Regions from separate parts of the Homo sapiens genome. Here regions 2, 3, 4 and 5 are each linked to region 1. Evidence: chromatin contacts called from ENCODE Hi-C or POLR2A ChIA-PET data. All regions are on one chromosome and are shown on one strand. Each heading gives the region's core, a stretch centred on a gene start or an enhancer-like site at or near the end of the contact. The rest is flanking DNA. Distances are from core to core; before and after follow the strand shown. Region 1 holds the start of GTF2I (general transcription factor IIi). Region 2 holds the start of DNAJC30 (DnaJ heat shock protein family (Hsp40) member C30). Region 3 overlaps HIP1 (huntingtin interacting protein 1). Region 4 holds the start of METTL27 (methyltransferase like 27). Region 5 holds the start of ABHD11 (abhydrolase domain containing 11).

Region 1 (3,703 bases), core at 403-2,902:
TACCCAGGAAATCCTTTCCCTGACCCCTCCAGGTGGAGAAACCACTCTCTCAACAAAAGATACTCACTGAAGTCCACAGCAGCTGAAATCTGCATCTCGTAGGCTGGCTGCTCTTACTAGAGTGAGTTATAGGCTTCTCAAGAGTTAAATTTGTTCCTAAATATATGCCAGTGGCACGTGGTATTGGGAATAGAGAATTTAATTAAATATTACTAAATGTCAATGAAATACAAGTGCAAAAAGAAAGTTGCTCTTGTGCAAACTTAATGAATGACTTTCGAGACAATCGACAAAGGAGAGTCACAATCTTATTAGGCAAGGACCGAAGGGATCCTAGACATTGTCCGGGAAATCGCAAAAATTCAGGCTTCTGTAATCAGATTGCTTCTCCGGTGAGCTTTACGCTCTCCATGTATTTTTCAAAAAAAATCCAACATGAAAATTCTAGAGGAGGCTTTATTGGGTGCGGTCTGTGCAAGAGAGACGATGGGGAATGCCAATCGGAGAACCCAGATTGAAAGGAAAGGTTTTTGGAACCCACATCAAAAGACTGGCTGCTCGGAAAGTTTTCTCGCTAGCGACAAAGGCTTGGAGGCTGGAAAAAGCGTCGTGGTCGCCACCTACCGAGAAGCGGCGGGTGGGGGGAGGATGGCCGTCGTGGCCCGAATCCCCAGTGGGTGGTACTGGGTGGGGGGGCGGGCGGGAATCAAAAAACCACTCAATCTCGTGCTTTACATAAACATCTAAAAATCGTCGGCCTCGGGGTTGTAAAGTTTTGGAGTTTAACTTAGGTGAACAGTAATGTCTCTCCATTTTCAAAACCCACCGGCTAATTCAAGTTGAGAAGCAAAAAATAGTGGTAGGGGGAGGAGTTTGAGTTAAATCGCATCGCGGTTGACAGAACAAAACAGGAGCTACGAGTCAGGATTTCTGCTCCCACTCCCTTGCAAGTTTCCTTCCAAATCCTGAGGGAGAGATAGAGGCGGAGGGTCTGGGGGAGGAATTAAAACACAAGGTCTCCTCCCCTCTCGCCTGTCCGAACTTGGGGGCAACGGTCTCTTTGGAGGCCAGCTTGGAAAACACTAGAGAGGAGTTCTTTGTGTCCTGGAGGGTGGTGCAAGGCGGAAGGACTCCCCTTTTGCAGAGCAAGGAGGGCGACGGCCCAGCCCGGGGCTCCCCGGCTTTTGCAGCTTCCCTGCCTCGCAATTTGCAAGGAATGTGGGGTGCAAGAGCAAGTGGCGGACTTGGACGGCGGCTGGCGCTCGGTGGGGACGACGCCGGAGCCACCACCCGTCCAGATTTCCGTTTCTGCACCCCGGCTCCCCTCCCCCACCCGGGCGGCCGCGCAGGCCCCAGGTGCAGCCATGTTCTCGCTCCCACCACCCTCGCCTCCATTGACAGCCCTTGCTGGAGAGGGCCGGGCGCCGCGCTTGCCTCGTCCTCGGGTTCGGGGCTAGCCGGCGCGGTGCTTCCTGGGAGTTGTAGTCCACGACCGCCGCCGCCGCGTTGACGGGGAACGCATCCGAAACTACAACTCCCGCTGGGCGGCGCTGCGGATGCGCAGGCGCAACGCGCCTTCGAGGAACAAAAAAAAAAAAAAAAAAAAAAAAAAAGAAAAAAAAGAAAAAAAAAAGGAGGAGGAGGAGGAGGGTGAGAGAGAAGCTGGGAGAGCAGAGAAAAGGGGCCACCGGTCGCCCCCCCGCTTCCCCGCACGCGCTCTCCAGCCGCGGCCGCCCGCCTGCCGCGGTCACCCCGGCCTCTGCCTCTGTCCCCCAGTGATCGGATCAAGGCGCTGAGCGAGGCCCTGCCTGCGGGGCGGCCATGCGGCGGTGACAGGAGCGCGACCGACACGCACGGGCCCCTCGCCCCCTCTCGCCTCCCGTCCGCTCGCCAGCTCCCCTCAGCCGAGGCTGCTCCGCGGCGGCCGCAGCCCGCGCGCGGCCCACACTCGCCTCCCCTCGGCACCCCCGGCCCCGGAGCTGCCTGGAGGCGGCCGCACTCGGGTGAGTCCCTCTCGCCTCATCCCCGCGCCCCCCGCCCCCGCCTCGGGGGCCATTGCGAGCGGGGGCCTTTATTAGAGACTTTGCCCCGCCGGGGCCTGCAGGGACAGGGGCCTGGGAGCCGCGGCCCGCCGCGCGCGGTGTGGGGCCTTGGGGGGCGCCCGTGCCGCCTCCCCCTACCCCCACCCCCACCGCCTCGCCGGGTCTCGAGCCCCGCCGGCCTTGGCAGTGGCCGAAACGAGGCGATGGGGGTGGGGCGGCACGGACGCGGTCGCGGGGGACGACAGTGGCACGCGCGCGCCTCAGTGCGCGTGGGGGAGGGGCGCGCGCGCCGACCGGCGTGCGGTGGGGGGGCGCCTCGCGCGTGCGATCCCGCGCGCGAGCGAGCGAGCGGCCCTGCGGGCTGCGCATGCCCCGCCGCGCTGATTGGCCGGCTAGGCGGTGCGGGGGCGCGCGCGGTGCCAGGCCCGAGCCGTCGTGGGGTCGCGCTCGCCTGGTGTATCTGGGGCTCCTGCGCCGGGGCAGCAGACGCGCGGGATTGGCCAACCGGCGCGGGGGCGGGGCCGCGCGTTGCCTGGTAACTGCGGCGGGCGGGGGAGCGGGAGCGCTGTCCCCCGCCCCGCCCCGCTCCCAGGTGGAGTCCGCAGTGGGCTTTGTCCCGGGCCGGCCCGGCGCGCCTGCCCCGCGGGGCCTGTTCTTTGGGGGAAATAAACACAATGACCGGAAGGAAAACTTCAGCTTTAGGCCATGAAAATTAAGCCGTCTGGGTTCAGCCAGCACCCAGACGACGGGAGTGCAGAGGAAGAAGGAAAATGAAATGGAAAAAGCTGTCTCCTTCCCGCTCCCCGACTTCTCCACTTTTTCTTAATCCAGCTTTTGCTTTTTCGTGTAGCGAATTTTGTCCTCCCTAGGTTATGGATTTGCGCTGATTTGCGGCTGGGGATGTTCACAGGTGGGGTGCTGTTGGAGTAGTGTCCACTCTTGGCGATGCGCAGCTCTTGCTGACTACTGACCTCCTTTTTTTAAAAAAAATTATTTGTGGAGATGCGTTCTCACTTTGTTGCCCAGGCTGGTCTTGAACTCCTAGGCTCAAGCGATCCTCCCACCTTGGCCCCCCATAGTGCTGGGATTACAGGTGTGAGCCATCGCTTTCGGCTTAATTTTCTTTTTTTTTTTTAGAAACAGGGTCTCTCTGTGTTGCCCTGGCTGAAGCGCAGAGTGGCACAATCATAGCACATTGCAGCCTCCAACACCTGGGCTCCAGCGATCCTCCTGCCTCAGCCTCCTCAGTGGCTGGGACTACAGGCGCATGCCATCATGCCCTGCTAATTTTTTTTTTTTTGAGATGGAGTCTCACTCTGTGGCCCAGGCTGAAGTGCACTGGTGTGATCTCGGCTCACTGCAACCTCTGCCTCCCGGGTTCAAGCCGTTCTCCTGCCTCAGCCTCCTGAGTAGCTGGGATTACAGGCGTGCCCACCACGCCCGGCTAATTTTTGTATTTTTAGTAGAGATGGCGTTTCACCATGTTGGCCAGGCTGGTCTCCAACTCTTGAATCAAGCTGAAAGCAATCGGCCCGCCTCGGCCTGCCACCAAAGTGCTGGGATTACAGGCGTGAGCCACCGCCCTGGGTCACGCCTGGCTAATTTAAAATTTTTTTTTAGAGATGGGGTCTTCTTGTGTTGCCTAGGCTGGTCGGGAACTC
Region 2 (3,729 bases), core at 767-3,266, 970 kb before region 1:
CTTGTTTAAAAAATTAAGGAAGGGCCTGTGATAAGCACTGCAAGTTAAACAGAAACAGGGGACTTAAGTGCAGAGTTTGTCACTCTATTTCTGGGAGGGGATGGGCTGCACAGTGTGCAATGGGGCTGGCTGGTAAAGGGAGGACCAGGTGACAGCCAGCCACACTGTCTCAAGGATGAACCTGGCCCTGCTAGCATTATGCTGTAATCCCTGTGGATTAGAACTATGGATAATAGGGCCGGGAGCAGTGGCTCATGCCTGCAATCCCAGCACTTTGGGAGGCTGGACGGGCAGACAGCCTGAGGTCGGCAGTTCGAGACCTCAGTCTGGCCAGCATGGTGAAACCCCGTATCTACTAAAAATACAAAACACTAGCCAGGTGTGGTGGGAGCCTGTAATCCCAGTTACACAGGAGGCTGAGGCAGGAGAATCGCTTGAACCCGGGAGGTGGAGGTTGCAGTGAGCTAAGATCGCACCACTGCACTCCAGCCTGGGCAACAGAGCGCAAGACTCCATCTCAAAAACAAAACAAAACAAAAAACCCCCCAAAAACTATGGATAATAAAGCATGACAGACCTCAAGATGCCAAATGATTTTCTCCTCTGCTGTCATGCCTACAGAGTAACTTCTCCAAGGTCACACATTAAATATGGGCACAGGAACACTCATTCCTTATGCTCAATGACTTTTTCTCACTCCTACATGCTATCAACATAAGGAGGAGTGCCCCAGGGGGCTGACCTTAGCGGGAGGAACGACAGGCTCTCCACCGATCCCATTCTTACCCTGGACCAGGTCTCACCTGCGGCTTGGGGAAGTCACAGAAAGACAAGTTTCGTACAACCCCAGACCTTTTCTTTTGGTAGTCAACAATTGGTCACATTGCACATTTCAAGGTTACAGAGGCCCACCATACACATGCGGGGCAGGAGGAGATAAATCTTGCTTGGGGCTAAACAATAAAGCTACAGCGAGTGTTCCAGAAGTTGACCACATCTGGAAGCAAGAAGACAGACTCTGGAAGAAGCACCCTAGAGACTCCAGGAACCCCCTTCACTCCTGGGCTTTCGGGACTCTACAGCGTGGGGCCTCTTTCTCAGACATCGAAAGGCCTCCTTTTCTGGACCACAGTGGAGCGATGTGCAGGTCATCGGCTAAGCTGGGCGGGTCGGGGAGGGCAGGGGGAGTACAGTTCCTTCGGATCCCAGCAAAGGTAGACTATCAATGGCCAAGGGTTCAGAGGCAGGAAAAAAGGCCGTTTCTGGGGGGTTGGCTGGGGACACTCCCCTTCCCTTCTCTCTCCGATTAAATATAAAAGCCGATGATGATGAAGATTGAAAAGATGAGGAAAATGGCAGCCGTGTCTCGGGTATCCTCCCAGCGGAGGCCTTTCATGGACCGATACTCCTGCCGTTTGCGAAGGGCCTCCCGCCGGGCCCTCAGGCGCCGTTCCCGCTCCAGTTGTTCCCCGTAGTGGGCCTGGTAGAAGGCGTCAAAGTTGAACATCGTGCGGTTGGCGCCGGGGGAGGCCCGAGAACCGTCGTGGGTCCGAGAGGTGGGCGGCGGGGTACGCGGCGAGCCGGGGTCGGGTGCGGGCGTCCTGGAGGGCCGGACGCCAGGTCCGCGCAGGTCCTCGTCGCTGAGTAGGCCGCGATCATACTTGCGACGGAGGGTGGCACTGCCCAGCACCACGTAGGCCTGGGAGATGCGCGTGAAGCGCTCGGCGGCCTCCGCGCTCCCGGAGTTGCGGTCCGGGTGGTAGAGAAAGCACTGACGGTAGTAAGCCGCCTTGATTTGGGCCTGCGTGGCTGTGGAGGGGACGCCGAGCAGATCATACAGCGCCGTGCGCGAATACGAGCAGTCGCCCTGGGAATAAGTCCTCGCTCCTAGGCCCAGGCTGGGTGCAGAATTTTGTGGAAAGCCACGGGCCTGCAGCAACCTCCAAGGTAACAGCCGCTGCCACCATCGCCAGCGCATGGCTGCCATGTTGAATTGATTCGGCAGGCGGTGCAAGAGAAACCGGCCAATGAGAGGAGTCGGTTGGTCGCCCTGTGGCCAGTCACGTAAAGGGGGGGGCGGGGCGGTCGTGGGGGTGGAACATGCGTATTACTAAGCGGTCGCCGGGCTGATGACATAAAAACCGGGTGCCGGCAGGCGCCAGTCGCAGGTGTGCTGCTGAGGCGTGAGAATGGCGTCCCGCGGCCGGCGTCCGGAGCATGGCGGACCCCCAGAGCTGGTAAGTCCCGGGGCCCGCGGACACCCCTCTCCCCACTTCTGCGGCCACCGCGTCTGAATTATTCCTCTACATGCCATTTTCTCTTTTTCGCAGTTTTATGACGAGACAGAAGCCCGGAAATACGTTCGCAAGTGAGGGGAGCCTGAATACTGCGGGGCGTCCGGGGGTCGGGAAGCGGCAAGTTGCCCCTGTTGCTGGCGTTGCCCGGAAAGGCCGTAGAATTTGGGGGTGCGGGAAGGGAAGGACCCGGGTGGGTGCCGATTTCTGTCTCTGGTAAATCAACTTTAAGTTGCCGACCTCTCTGGGCCTCGGTACCTCAGCGTTGAGGTAGGGGTGATCGCGCTTGCTTTCCGTGGGTGGTTTTCAAAGTCGAATGTGACAATTTGTCCTAAACATGTGGTAAAAGAGGCGCTGGGCGGTGGGTACGGGCGAGGGGTCAGTCCTGGTGGGGGGAAGGAAGTAATGGCCGTAGGATGCTTATCGTGGCGCCTTGTTGCCAATAAATCTCCAAGACAGCAGTTGGTGTATTATTGTCTGAATTTCATAGAGGGTAGTTTGTATAACTACTGAGTTGTAGCCAGGTGGGAGTGGCTCACGCGTGTAATCTCAGCAATCGCAGCACTTTGGGAGGCTGAGGCGGGAGGATCGCTTGAGCTCAGGGGTTCGAGACCAGCCTGGGCAACGTAGCGAGCCCCCGTCTCCGCAAGTAATAAAAAAATTAGCCGGGTGTGGTGGCTCCCCTCTGCCTCTCCAGTAGTTGGGACCACAGGCGCGCGCCACTACGCCTGGCTTTTTTTTGTAAATTTTTGTTGCGATGGGGTCTCGCTGTGTTGCCCAAGGTGGCCCAAGCCCAGGGCTCAAGCGATCCTCCCGCCTTCGTCTCCCGAACTGTTGGGATTGCAGGCGTGAGCCAGCGCACCTCGAGTCGTTAAAAAAAAAAAAAAGGGGGGGGGATGGGGGCGGGGGGAAGCTGGCGCGGTGTCTCACGCCTGTAATCGCAACACTTTGGGAGGCTGAGGCAGACGGATCACCTGAGGTCAGGAGTTCGAGACCAGCCTGGCCAACATGGCGAAACTCCAGCTCTACTAAAAATGGAAAAAATTAGCCGGGCGCGATGGCGGGTTTCTGTAACCCCAGCTACTCGGGAGGCTGAGGCAGGAGAATAGCTTGAACCCGGGAGGGGGAGGTTGCAGTGAGCCGACATCACGGCACTGCACTCCAGCCTGGGCGACAGAGCAAGACTTTGTTTCAAAAAAAAAAAAAAAAAAAAAAAAAAAAAAAAAAAAGATACTTTGTGGTTTTTCCGTGCTCTCTCACTGAGAGACTAGCCCTATTTCAGTAAATGGTTACTGGCCGGGCGCTATGGCTCATACCAGTAATCCCAGCCCTGTGGGAGGCGGAGGTGGACGGATCACCTGAGGTCAGGAATTCCGAGACCAACCTGGCCAGCATGGTGAAATCCCGTCTCTACTGAAAATACAGATATTAGCCG
Region 3 (3,786 bases), core at 936-3,435, 880 kb after region 1:
ACTGCAGCCTCCCAAATTGCTGGGATTACAGGCATGAGCCACCATGCCCAATATCAAACTAATATTTCTTTTTTTTTTTTCCTTTTTGTGGAGAACAGCTTCTCACTATATTTTCCAGGCAGGTCTCTTAACTCCTGGGCTCAAGCTATCCTCCTGCCTCTGCCTCCCTAAGAGCTGGGATTACTGGTGTGAGCCACCACACCCGGCTCAAAACTAATATTTCTAAGATATATTCCCAGAGGTGTGGGGCTAAGTGGATTCCATGAACCCCAGGATACAAATGCAGGCTTCTCACTGGAGCCTATACCTCAGAGCCACGCTGGCTGGTCAATCACCACCACGCTCCATTGCCAGGCGGAAATATTTATTTGAAAAATTGAAAACACAGATGCAATGTATTATACAAAGAAAGGTCTTAATACCATAATAAAAGTATTGTTGGAGGGAAACAGAAGCCAGTGGCCACCTGCCCTGGGAAGGTAGGCACTCAGTGAAAAATGAAATTCATTTCAAGGAACTACCCTAATGGAAACCCAGGGGAAAGGTTAAAAACAGAAGAAAAACAAACCCAACCCTATCCCTGCAAACTGAAATGTGAAAGAGTCTGTTATAAGTTTGAGACAACTGCATTATCACCAAGATGTAACCGAACCCCCTCGGTTTGTCCCTATGAGTGGTAATCAGTTTCATTTAGGGCCTTCAAACCTGAGGTAGTTGAGGGTCACCTGAAAGACATGTCTGGAAAAATCTACTCTCAGAATCGAACCCAACAGCATTGAATTGTTTCCTGTTGCTTTGGCTCCTGACAACACCACGGTGTGGTGCTGATCTTGTATTTGGTCTGGACCTGGGAGAGGAAGGAATTTGGCAGCAAACAGCTGGCTGGTTTGCTGCGCCGATGGCTGGCAGGTCCGTGGTGGTGGTTTTCTATGCTACAGGTGGTGCAGTCTCTGGAGGACAAGGATGGCAGAGAGAGGGCAAAGCCAGTTTGCTTGGAAAGCCAATGTTGGAACTGGAGGCTTTCCCTGGCAGGATTTCCAGAGATTTGGAAAGGTGGTAGAAGGTAGCAAGATGCTGACCGGTTATTAAAGACCAGGGTCAAATGGAGCCAGGAGACCCCTCTAGACTAAGGAGCTAAGAGGGAACTTCCAGCTGCAAGCTGAGAACTAGCTCCTGCACAGGGTCGAGGGGCCAAAGCCAACTAATCTGACCGGAGCGACATGTACCTGTGATTCCCGTGTTACCTGGTGGCATAAACCTTGGTGTCTGACTTGGTAGCTGGGACAGTTCCAAGAAAAGTTGCTCTAGACAGTGGTTCTTCCAGCCACTGGGTTAGAGGGACCCGTATTCTGGTGGGATTTTAGGGGTACTGCTATGGACGGCTGCATCAGCAGACAATCTAAACTAGTCTCATTTAAACTCCTTGCTCAGATATAAAATAACCCTGCCAAGATGGCTCTTCTCTTCTATTTCTTTCTCTCTCTCTCTCTTTTTTTTTTTTGAGATGGAGTCTCACTCTGTGACCCAGGCTGGAGTGCAGTGGTGCGATCTTGGCTCACTACAACCTCTGTCCCCCGGGTTCAAGTGATTCTCCTGCCTCAGCCTCCCCAGTAGCTGGGATTATAGGCGCCTGCCACCATGCCCGGCTAATTTTTGTATTTTTAGTAGAGACGGGGTTTCACCATGTTGGCCAGGCTAGTCTTGAACTCCTGACCTCAGGTGATCCACCCGCCCCTGCCTCCCAAAGTGCTGGGATTAAACGTGTGAGACACCATGTCTGGCCTCTTTCTCTTATGTAAACAAACATCTTTTCTCTAGAGGTCTCAGGGCACTGTCTTACAAACTTAAGTAACAGATGCAGCTGTTTTTTAACTTCTTGTCGATCCTAAGCCATGATTTTGTTGCTGTCCCATCTTGTCATGACCCATTTACGCTCACCCGAGACTTGTCACTAGTGATGCTCAGTGACTCATTTAGAAGGCTTGCAGGTTCATTTTTAGCTTTAAGATGTGATTCCCGTTTTAATCCAAGGTGTGTCATTAAATAGCTCTTCATCTTCATTTTTAGAAGAGTCACAATAGGACAATTTGATTTTGTCTAGAGAATGGGGTAGCCATTCTAATCTGAGCTATTACGAAAGTAATTATGTGACATCTGACAGCTACTTCCTCATGTGACACTGAATTAGCCTCTGCTTCTGTTTAAGTGCTTTCTTAACCGTTATGACTCAGGCTAAGTCGATGAAGTTTTTAAACATTTCTGTGGCTTCTTTTTAGAGACAGGATCATTCAGATAATTTTTTGTTTGTTTTTAAAGAGATGGAGTCTCGCTCTGTCACTCAGGCTGGAGTGCAGTGGGAAATCATGGCTCATTGCAGCCTCAAACTCCTGGGCTGGGCTCTGACACAGAATCTTTTTTTTTTTGAGACAGGGTCTCACTCTGTCACCCAGGCCGGAGTGCACTGGCACAATCAGGGCTGACTGCAGCCTCGACTTCCCAAGCTCAAGCAATTCTCCCACCTTAGCTCCCCAACTAGCTGAGACTACAGGCATGCACCATCATGCCCGGCTAATTTTGTTTTTGAATTTTAGTAGAGATGAGGTCTTGCTATGATGCCCAGCCTGGTCTCAAACTCCTGAGCTCAAGCAATCATCCCGTCTTGGCCTCCCAAAGTTCTGGGATTACAGGCATGCGCCACTGTGCCCGGCTGGGCAGAGAATCTTAATTTGATCCATTACACTAGACTGTTTGCCCCATTTGTAATTTTTTTTTTTTTTTGAGACGGAGTTTTGCTCTTGTTGCCCAGGCTGGAGTACAATGGCGTGATCTCAGCTCACTGCAACCTCTGCCTCTGGGGTTCAGGTGATTCTCCTGTCTCAGCCTCCTGAGTAGCTGGGATTACGGGCACCCGTCACTACGCTCGGCTAATTTTTGGTATTTTTAGTAGAGATGGGGGTTTCACCATGTTGGACAGGCTGGTCTTGAACTCCTGACCTCAGGTGATCCTACCACCTCAGCCTCTCAAAGTGCTGGGATTACAGGCGTGAGCCACTGTGCCCGGCCACCCCTTGGTAATTGGGAACATATGAGTTAGAATGGCTGAGATCTAGAAGTGAGGACTAGCCACTTTTGGAAATGTTGACCCGCATCAAGAACACACCGATTGGTTTAGTTGCCACAACTGGGACAGGGAAGCCACGCACCATTCCTTCTGAGCCTTGAATCAAAAAAATACTAAGCAGAAAGCAGCATTCAACATTAAGACTGCCCAATTTCTAGTGCTGATACTTCCTTAGCCCAGTATGGAGGTCACACGTCTGAGTATGGTCATCCGAGGTCCTGGGAGAGAGTTTTTTGAATGTCCCACTTAGAAAATGCACAGAGAGGGAGTTGGGGAGGGGGGTGGGCTAGGGAGATGGGGGTTGGTTCACAGTGATCAAACAGAAGTCTCACAACCCGTCATGTAGCAAAACCTAGCAATATTCTGTTGGAGCAGATCCTGGGAAGTGCTTGATGGCTACCACCAATGAGTTGCTATAGATAAAGAAGGAAGACGCTGTTTTTCCAAGATCAGAAGGTCACTTAAATGCTGGGGTCCATCTAGAAGAGGAAAAGTGCTGTTGGGCTGCCCATCCCTGGCAAGCTGTTCATGTGCCCTCTGTCCTCATCCTGTCCACAGGGCAGCGAGAGCCTGGGGCATGTGGCTGAAAGGAGTTGGAGCCGCTGGCTCTGTCCTTTCTCATTTTCTCTGACCCAAGAGCTCCAAATGATCTCCTTGCTTTGGGA
Region 4 (3,463 bases), core at 506-3,005, 820 kb before region 1:
TGATCCTCCCACCTCAGCCTCCCATGTAGCTGGGACTACAGGCGTGCACCACCCTGCCTGGCTAATTTTTAAATCTGTTTGTAGAGACAGGGGTCTTGCTATGTTGCCCAGGCTGACCTCAAACTCCTGGCCCCAAGCTGTCCTCCTGCCTCGGCCTCCCATAGTGTGAGCCACAGTATGCCTGGTCCTGTCTCATGCATTTGAAACAGTGAGTCTGAGGTGTGGGGCAGGGTTCTGGGGCCAGGGGCAGTAGGAGATTTGAGGAAGTGCGGGGCTAAGGAGTAGGCAGGGGATCTGGAAGAGCCTCACCTCGGCAGCCACTAGGCCTGTGCCACAGGCCACGTCCAGGATCAGGGCACTGTGGGGCGGGCCTGGAAGGGCTTGTGTGAGGCAGTCCACTGCGAGGCGGGGCGCACGGTACAGCAGGGTGGCCACATCCTGGGGAAAGAGTGCCGGGCCTACAACACCGGTGCCCCAGTGTTTGGGGGATCTCCCTTATGGGGTGGTCTCAGAGTCTGCCAGGCTAAGCTGTGTGTGTTGGGGATCAAGCCTGGCTGGGGCTAGCGTGAGGGGACGCCCAGGCATGAGGTGCTTCCCATTGCTAAAGGGCCAGGACTGGAGAGTTAGCCCCCAGCCCACTGTACAGTAGACTCAGCCCTCCAGGGACCTTCTCTCCTGGCCAAGCGGCTCTCTCTGCTGAGTCCACATGACTTTTTTTTTTTTTTTTTTTGAGACAGAGTCTCCCTCTGTCACTCGGGCTGGAGTGCAGTGAAGAGATCTTGGCTCACTGCAACCTCTGTGTCCCGGATTCAGGCAATTCTCCTGCATCAGCCTCCAGGGTAGCTGGGATTACCAGGCGCCTGCCACCACGTGGGCCTGGCTAATTTTTGTATTTTTAGTAGAGTCAGGGTTGCACCATGCTGGCCAGGCTGGTCTCGAACTCCTGACCTCAGGTGATCCGCCCGCCTCGGCCTCCCAAAGGGCTTAGGATTACGGCTTGTGAGCCACCGCGCCCGGCCCCACAGTGACTTCTCAATAGCACCTCCTCCAGGCAGCCCCCCTCAGGAGGTCATGGCCCCTGATGGGGCTGCCAATCCAGAGCTGTGGGGCGGGTTCTGGAAGGGGCAGGACTGTAGGGTTCTTAGCCAGGCCTCACTTCGTCCTCACAGCCGCCCCCGGGTGCAAGGCTGATTCCCCACTTTACAGGTAGAAAAATGGAGGCTGGTCTAGTGGAGGCAAGGCCCCAAATGAGTTTACCTGGTCGTAGTCCGGAGCCCAGCGGTCATAGAAATGGAGCTTTTGGGCCAGGTCGGGGATGCCATGCGCGGCCCTGACCCGCGCCCGCACCTCGGGCAGGCTCCCACCCTCCTCCTGGGCCATGCTCCTGTGGGGACACCGTTGCCCTGTCTCGAGGTCCACCTCAATCGCCCATCCCCTCCTTTCCCCCTTCCCTCCTCCCCCTTCAGAGGAGGCTGCCAGGCCTCCTGCCAGCGCGACCCCTATCCCGGCCCCTATCCCAGATGGGGACACTGAGCGCAGAGAGGGCGGGCTTGGATATTTACACTCTGGGGCTGCAGGGCTGGGGGAAGGGCAAGGTGGGAGAAGGGGGTGCCCCGCGGCTGGAGGAAGGACCTATCTTCCTCTTTTCCGCCCTCCGACTGAGAGAGGGTCGGAGGTGGGCGACATCCGGAGCGAAACGGTCTCGAAGGAGGCCGGAGTCAGAACTCACCGCCAATCCAGCGCGCCTCGGGCGTGTGGGCAACAGGACTCGGGGCGGGGCCTGTGTTGCGACCCTGGCCACACCCTCACCGCCTGCCCGCAATGATTGGTTTTCCGCTGAGAGAAAATAGCCAGTCAAAGGAAGGCGCTGGCAGTCTGCCCGCCCCCCCCCCCCCCGCCAGCCAATGAGCTCAAGGCTTGTGGCCCTCCTCCAGCCTTGGTAGAGCAGGGACTGCGGAGATGTTTTCCTGCTGTGCGGGTTTAGGGGCTTCTCGGTGGTCTGGCCCCGGCCTCCCCCTCCACCGTCAGGTAGCAGCACCTCCACCATCCCCCTCCAACTGCCCTCCTGCCTCCTGAAGTCCTTTATGCTTCCTGAAAGCATGAGGTTTGTAGGCACTGGGGAGTCTCTGAATTCTTATGGGCAGGAGAGGGACCTAGGATTAGCTTTCATTTTTACTTTGTATTTATATTTACTTATTTTGTTTTATTTTTGTTTTGTTTTATGAGACAGGGTCTCACTCTGTCGCCCAGGCTGGAGTGCAGTGGCTTGACCATAGCTCACTGCAGCCTTGAACTCAAGCTCAAGCCAGCCTCCTGCCTCAGCCTTCTGAGTAGCTGAGTAGCTGGGACTACAGGTGCATGCCACCTTGCCCGGCTTTTTAAATTTTTATCTATTTATTTTTATCTTCGTAGTTTTTGTAGAGACAAAAAATGTTGTCCAGGCTGGTCTTAAACTCCTAGTCTCAAGCGATTCTCCCACCTCTGCCTCCTGGCAAATTTTATTTTAATAATTTTATTTTAAAAAACCGTACTGGCAAATTTTATTTTAATAAGTTAAATAGCCACATGTGGCTAGTGGCTACTGTATTGGACAGCAGAGAGAGTCTTGCGGCTGGAAGTGTGACCTGAAGATACGCAGCGTCAGCCTCCGTAACATCTTGGTTTCCTCTAGGAGATGCCCTAGGGAAGCTTGTGAGAAATGCAAAAATTAGGCCGGGGCGCAGTGGCTCACACCTGTAATCCCAGCACTTTGGGAGGCTGAGGTGGGCGGGTCACTTGAGGACAGGAGTTTGAGACCAGCCTGGCTAACAGGACAAAACCCCATCTCTACTAAAAATACAAAAATTAGCCGGGCGTGGTGGCGGGCATCTGTAATTCCAGCTACTCAGGAGGCTGAGGTGGGAGAATAGCTTGAACTTGGGAGGCACAGATTGCAGTGAGCAGAGACTGCGCCACTGCACTTCAGCCTGGGTGACAGAGCAAGACTCCATCTCAAATAAAAAAAAAAAGTAAAAATTCTCAGTTGACCTGGGACCTTCTGAATGAGAATTAGATTTCTGGGACTGGGGCCCAGAGTTTCTGTGTTTCTACAAACTCTGCAGGCGATTTCTAGGCAGCTGAAGGTTCAGAAGCGCTGGTCTAGAGGACCTGTGTTGGAATCAAGGGTTTGGGCAGGCAGAATTTGGCAGGCTGTTGCAGGTGTCCAGGCAGGAGGTGATGGTTGCATGACCTTGGGTAGAGGTCATGACTGCGGAGAGGAGTGGGTGATCTTCAGAGATGTTTAGGGGGTAGAAGTGTCGAAGTGTCAGAGATGTTTGAACCAGAGCAACTCCATCTTGAATAGCGGCTGAGTAAAATAAGACTGAGACCTACTGGACTGCATTCCCAGATGGTGAAGGCATTCTTTTTTTATGAGATGGGGTCTCGCTCTGTCACCCAGACTGGAGTGCAGTGGCTCAATCTC
Region 5 (3,777 bases), core at 244-2,743, 920 kb before region 1:
GCCACATAGGTTGCAAAGTGGGAGACACCTGTGCTTTCCACTGGGCTGATATCTACAGCAATGAGACGTTCCACCAGCTCTGGCTGTGGGAGAGAACCGAACTGGGACCAGTCTTAGGCAGACATAGGGAGTCTCAGGCATGGCTCCTGGAGCCTGAACTTGGTCATCCAACGATCATGTGAGTCCCAGGTTGCCTGCAGGGCCCTCAGGGTATATACTGAATGGGAGGAGGCCCCAGACATGGGCGGCTCACCCTCTGTAGTGCCAGCAGCATGGCTGTCTTTCCTCCCATGCTGTGGCCAACGACGACGCAGGGCACCAGGCCCAGCTGGGGCAGAAGGTCCTGCAGGTCCTGGCTCATGATCTCGTAGCTCATGTCTGGGCTGTGGGGGCTGTCACCGTGGTTACGAGCATCCACCGTCAGCACCTGGGGAGTGGGGTGAGACGGGGCTGCGTTGATATCCCCATTCTGGGGGTAGACAGCCAAAGGCTTGTAGGGACAGCAGGTCAAAGGTGTGGAGAGCCTGGGGATACACCCTGTGGAGGGGAAGGGCCCAGTTTCCAGACCTAGGAGGCCCAGATGAAGAACCTGGGGCCACTCTGCCAGAGAAGAGCAGGCCCCAGGGTTGTGACCACGTCTCTGAAGGGCTGGCCTGGCTGGGTGGCAATCTCGGAGAATGCCAGGAAGGAGACTCCAGGAATTTCCAACAGTAGGAGCACAGAAGAATGGGCTGCCATAAGAGGTGGTGAGCTCCCGGTCATCCCTAGTGAACAAGCAGGCCCCTTCATGGAAAGGGTGCAGGCGCCTAGGCATGGGCCAGCCCCGATGGAGATCTACAACATGAATTAATGAAGATGGCAACGTGAGGGAATAAATGGGGTTGCCGTTCAGGGTCCATACTCAGAGTGAGGGATCTGGAAGTGAGCGTGAGAAGCGGGACCCCCCCTGCCCCGCCTCCTCTCAGGCCCCGCCCACTCCCGCCCAGCCCCAAAGGAGCCCCGCCCACTCGAAAGCTCACCCTACGGCCTGTCTGCTGGGCCAAGATCTTGGCGATGGAGTTGAAGTTAGTTTTGCTGCCGAAGAGCCCGTGCAAAAAGACGACGGCCGGGAGGGCTGCCTCCCCGTCCAGAAGCCTGTAGGAAAGCGGAAGCGGCCTGGCAGGGGAAGGATCGAGGTCAGAGTCTGAGCCGGCGGAGACGGGGAAAGGGGTAGGGGGAAAGAGCTTTGGGGGAGAGGCCTGGGAGGTGACAGGCCCAAAGGGAGGAGATGGGGCCGTCGGGGCCCGGCAGGAAAAGGAGGACAGAGGATGGCCTCCCGCCCGGTGCCCTTGACTGACCTCGGCTCGGCGCCCCCTCGGCCGCCGCTGCTGCTGCTGGGTGCGACAGGCACCCTCGCGAAGCTAGGGCCGTGGGGGCCGAGTCCCTCACGCGGGAGCCTCCAGGCTCGGGTCCAGCGGAGCATGCTTGCAAGCTGTTGGCCGGCTCGCATCTCACAAGGTACGTCCTCCCCGCGCTCCTTCTCCCGCCCTAGCTCGCAGCCCCGCCCATTTCCGTCTTCAGCCGCCCCGCCCAGTTCCGACTTGAGCCCCGCCCTCTCCCCGCCCCCATCGCGGGATTCTCCGCCCTTGGTCCCGTTTCCTTACGTATCCCCGAGAACAGTCCGGCCCCGCCTCCATCCCCGCCCCTTACGCCATTACGTAATCCCCGCAGGCTTTGCGCGGGTCGCCCTGAGCGCCGCACCTGGCCTCGCCCTAGGCTGGGCAACCCGCGGTGCTTGCCCCTCCCCTCGCGAAGCGCCGCGGTGCGTAGAATCTGGGAATTCGGTCTGCGCCGCTCTGTGCGTGCTCGGTTCTGGTTGCAGCTTAGGGCTCGGTTCCCGCCCCGCACCTGCCATCGCTCACTGACCTGGGTGGCTGCCATCGTTTCTGTGCCGCCGGCGGGGGCGAGCGGCGCCAGGGTGGCTCTGGGCGGCGGAGTGCCAGTGTGGTGGCGCCGTGCTCCACTGCCGGGGGCCCGGGCAGGTTGGGCGGAGCACGGACACCCACCCATCCTGGAGTCGTCGATCTAGAAGGAGCTCGGGGGCACTCTAGAGCTCTTCCCCAAGCCCCTTCGTCCCTTTTACGTTTGGGGAAGGCTCCCCCAGTCTGATCCCACCTGCTTTTCTGCCCATACTCCCCATTCTCATACTCCCCTATCAGGCACCCTGCCTTTCAAGGTCTTCTCCACACCCCACCTCCTGCTGGGGTGCTGTCTGTCTTCCAGATAGCCAGTTGCCCGAGTCCTATACTTTTTTTTGGTGGGGGTCTTACCCTCGCCCAGGCCGGAGTGCAGTGACGCGACCGTAGCTCACTGCAGCCTCGACCTCCTGGGCTCAAGCGATCCTCCCGCCTTTGCCTCCCGAGAATCTGGGACTACAGGCGCAGACTAATTTTAACATTTTTTTTTTTTTTTTTTTTTTTACTGAATCATGGTTACAATTTTTTTTTTTAGGCCGGGTGCGGTGGCTCACGCCTGTAATCCCGGCACTTTGGGAGGCTGAGGTGGGCAGATCACCTGAGGCCAGGAGTTGGAGACCACCCTGGCCAATATGGTGGAACCCCGTCTTTACTAAAAATACAAAAATTAGCTGGGCGTGGTGGCGGGTGCCTGTAATCCCAGCTACTCGGGAGGCTAAGGCAGGAGAGTCGCTTGAACTCAGGAGGCGGAGGTTGCAATGGGCGGAAATCATGCCACTGCACACCAGCCTACCGGACGGAGACAGACTCCGTTTAAAAAAAAAAAAAATTGCCGTGGGTGGTGGCACGGCCCTGTAATCCCAGCTACTGGGGAGGCTGAGGCAGGAGAATCGTGTGAACTTGGGAGATGGAGGTTGCAGTGAGCCGAGATCTTGCCACTGCATTCCAGCCTCAGTGACAGAGCGAGACTCCATCTCAAAAAAAAAATTTTTTTTTTAAAAAATAGAAGCGGGGGCTTGCTATGTTGCCCAGGCTGGTCTCGAACTCCTGGGCTCAAAGTGCTGAGATTACAGGCATGAGCCACCACACCTGGCCCAACAAAATTTTTTTTAGAGAAGGGGTCTTGCTACCTTGCCCAAGCTGGTCTCCAGCTCCTGGCCTCAAGCGACCTTCCTGTCTCAGGTATATGGCTTTTATTTTATTTTTTCTGAGACAGGGTTTCACTGCGTCACCCAGGCTGGACTGCAGTGGCACAATCACGGCTCACTGCAACCTCTTCCCCCTGGGCCCAGGCAATCTTCCTGCCTCACCCTCCCGAGTAGCTGGGACCACAGATGTGCACCACCATGTCTGGCTAATTTTTTTCTGTTTTGTAGAGATAGAGTCTTACTATGTTCTAGGCATAGCAAGGGGACAGTTTCAGGCTGGTCTGGAACTCCCAGACTCAACTGATCCTCCTGCCTCAGCCCCCTGAGTAGCTGGAATTACAGGTGTGCTCCACCATGCCTGGCCTCAGCTATAGGCCTTTTAAGGCATTGTATAACTGCTGCCTCCTCCTCAAGCCTTCGCAGACTTTCTGAGTTAAAACTAATCTCTTTCATGGAATGTTCTGGAAGCATTTCTCAGAGGCTACTGTGTAGTATTATAGAGGCAGCCCTCCCTGTGTGTCCACAGCGGGAGCTATGTCTTGTTCATCTGGTGCAAAGTGGTAATAGTCATCAAGAGCTTCAGGGCACTGGTAAATGCTTATGTGGAAGTCCTGCGGGTGGCTGGGTTAGTGGCCCTCCCGGATATGACACCTGGGCCAGCTAGTCTTACACTG

What was found. A loop is a pair of places that touch in the nucleus more often than their neighbours do. ChIA-PET counts read pairs that join two places held with the same protein, here RNA polymerase II (POLR2A). Pooled maps may share reads with other maps.
Region 2: a loop to region 1 is called in a pooled map, with 8 times the contacts of the local background. The contact joins the promoter of DNAJC30 here to the promoter of GTF2I in region 1. A Hi-C loop is called at or near these places in 1 of 37 single-sample maps with no recorded cell type and 4 of 50 pooled maps. POLR2A ChIA-PET finds 5 or more read pairs at or near these places in 3 of 52 experiments (CD8-positive, alpha-beta memory T cell, Panc1 and WTC11).
Region 3: POLR2A ChIA-PET joins it to region 1 with 11 read pairs in GM10248. The contact joins the enhancer-like site here to the promoter of GTF2I in region 1. A Hi-C loop is called at or near these places in 1 of 168 maps with a recorded cell type or tissue (CD8-positive, alpha-beta T cell), 1 of 37 single-sample maps with no recorded cell type and 6 of 50 pooled maps. POLR2A ChIA-PET finds 5 or more read pairs at or near these places in 2 of 52 experiments (GM10248 and H1).
Region 4: a loop to region 1 is called in a pooled map, with 7 times the contacts of the local background. The contact joins the promoter of METTL27 here to the promoter of GTF2I in region 1. A Hi-C loop is called at or near these places in 2 of 37 single-sample maps with no recorded cell type and 6 of 50 pooled maps. POLR2A ChIA-PET finds 5 or more read pairs at or near these places in 1 of 52 experiments (endothelial cell of umbilical vein).
Region 5: a loop to region 1 is called in a map of CD8-positive, alpha-beta T cell, with 15 times the contacts of the local background. The contact joins the promoter of ABHD11 here to the promoter of GTF2I in region 1. A Hi-C loop is called at or near these places in 3 of 168 maps with a recorded cell type or tissue (CD8-positive, alpha-beta T cell and naive thymus-derived CD4-positive, alpha-beta T cell), 3 of 37 single-sample maps with no recorded cell type and 8 of 50 pooled maps. POLR2A ChIA-PET finds 5 or more read pairs at or near these places in 2 of 52 experiments (CD8-positive, alpha-beta memory T cell and WTC11).

Annotation. Positions count from the first base shown.
Region 1 is chr7:74,656,066-74,659,768 of GRCh38, forward strand. It overlaps GTF2I (general transcription factor IIi), which reads left to right and starts at 1,653. Exons shown (of 35, transcript NM_032999.4): 1 at 1,653-2,003. RefSeq lists silencers at 1,203-1,362, 1,733-1,912, 1,933-2,222, 2,293-2,812 and enhancers at 1,443-1,562, 1,583-1,632, 3,583-3,703.
Region 2 is chr7:73,681,437-73,685,165 of GRCh38, forward strand. DNAJC30 (DnaJ heat shock protein family (Hsp40) member C30) reads right to left here and starts at 2,017. Exons shown (of 1, transcript NM_032317.3): 1 at 1-2,017. The coding sequence starts at 1,987. The coding sequence ends at 1,307. It overlaps BUD23 (BUD23 rRNA methyltransferase and ribosome maturation factor), which reads left to right and starts at 2,161. Exons shown (of 12, transcript NM_017528.5): 1 at 2,161-2,237; 2 at 2,331-2,368. The coding sequence starts at 2,190. RefSeq lists enhancers at 1,439-1,528, 1,769-1,938, 2,869-3,718, 3,719-3,729.
Region 3 is chr7:75,532,951-75,536,736 of GRCh38, forward strand. It overlaps HIP1 (huntingtin interacting protein 1), which reads right to left. Exons shown (of 31, transcript NM_005338.7): 31 at 348-3,786. Among named protein-coding and RNA genes, the nearest start is that of SPDYE5, 43 kb to the left of the region's middle. RefSeq lists an enhancer at 2,261-2,510. Within about 2 kb of position 2,186, at least 2 of the 41 ENCODE cell types and tissues checked have a DNase peak (open chromatin) inside an H3K27ac peak, as active enhancers do.
Region 4 is chr7:73,840,761-73,844,223 of GRCh38, forward strand. METTL27 (methyltransferase like 27) reads right to left here and starts at 1,756. Exons shown (of 6, transcript NM_152559.3): 1 at 1,730-1,756; 2 at 1,258-1,384; 3 at 310-438. The coding sequence starts at 1,380. RefSeq lists an enhancer at 1,395-1,694 and a silencer at 1,815-1,914.
Region 5 is chr7:73,737,309-73,741,085 of GRCh38, forward strand. It overlaps ABHD11 (abhydrolase domain containing 11), which reads right to left and starts at 1,494. Exons shown (of 6, transcript NM_148912.4): 1 at 1,338-1,494; 2 at 1,020-1,155; 3 at 254-427; 4 at 1-83. The coding sequence starts at 1,462. RefSeq lists enhancers at 1,293-1,950, 1,951-2,607 and a silencer at 1,515-1,614.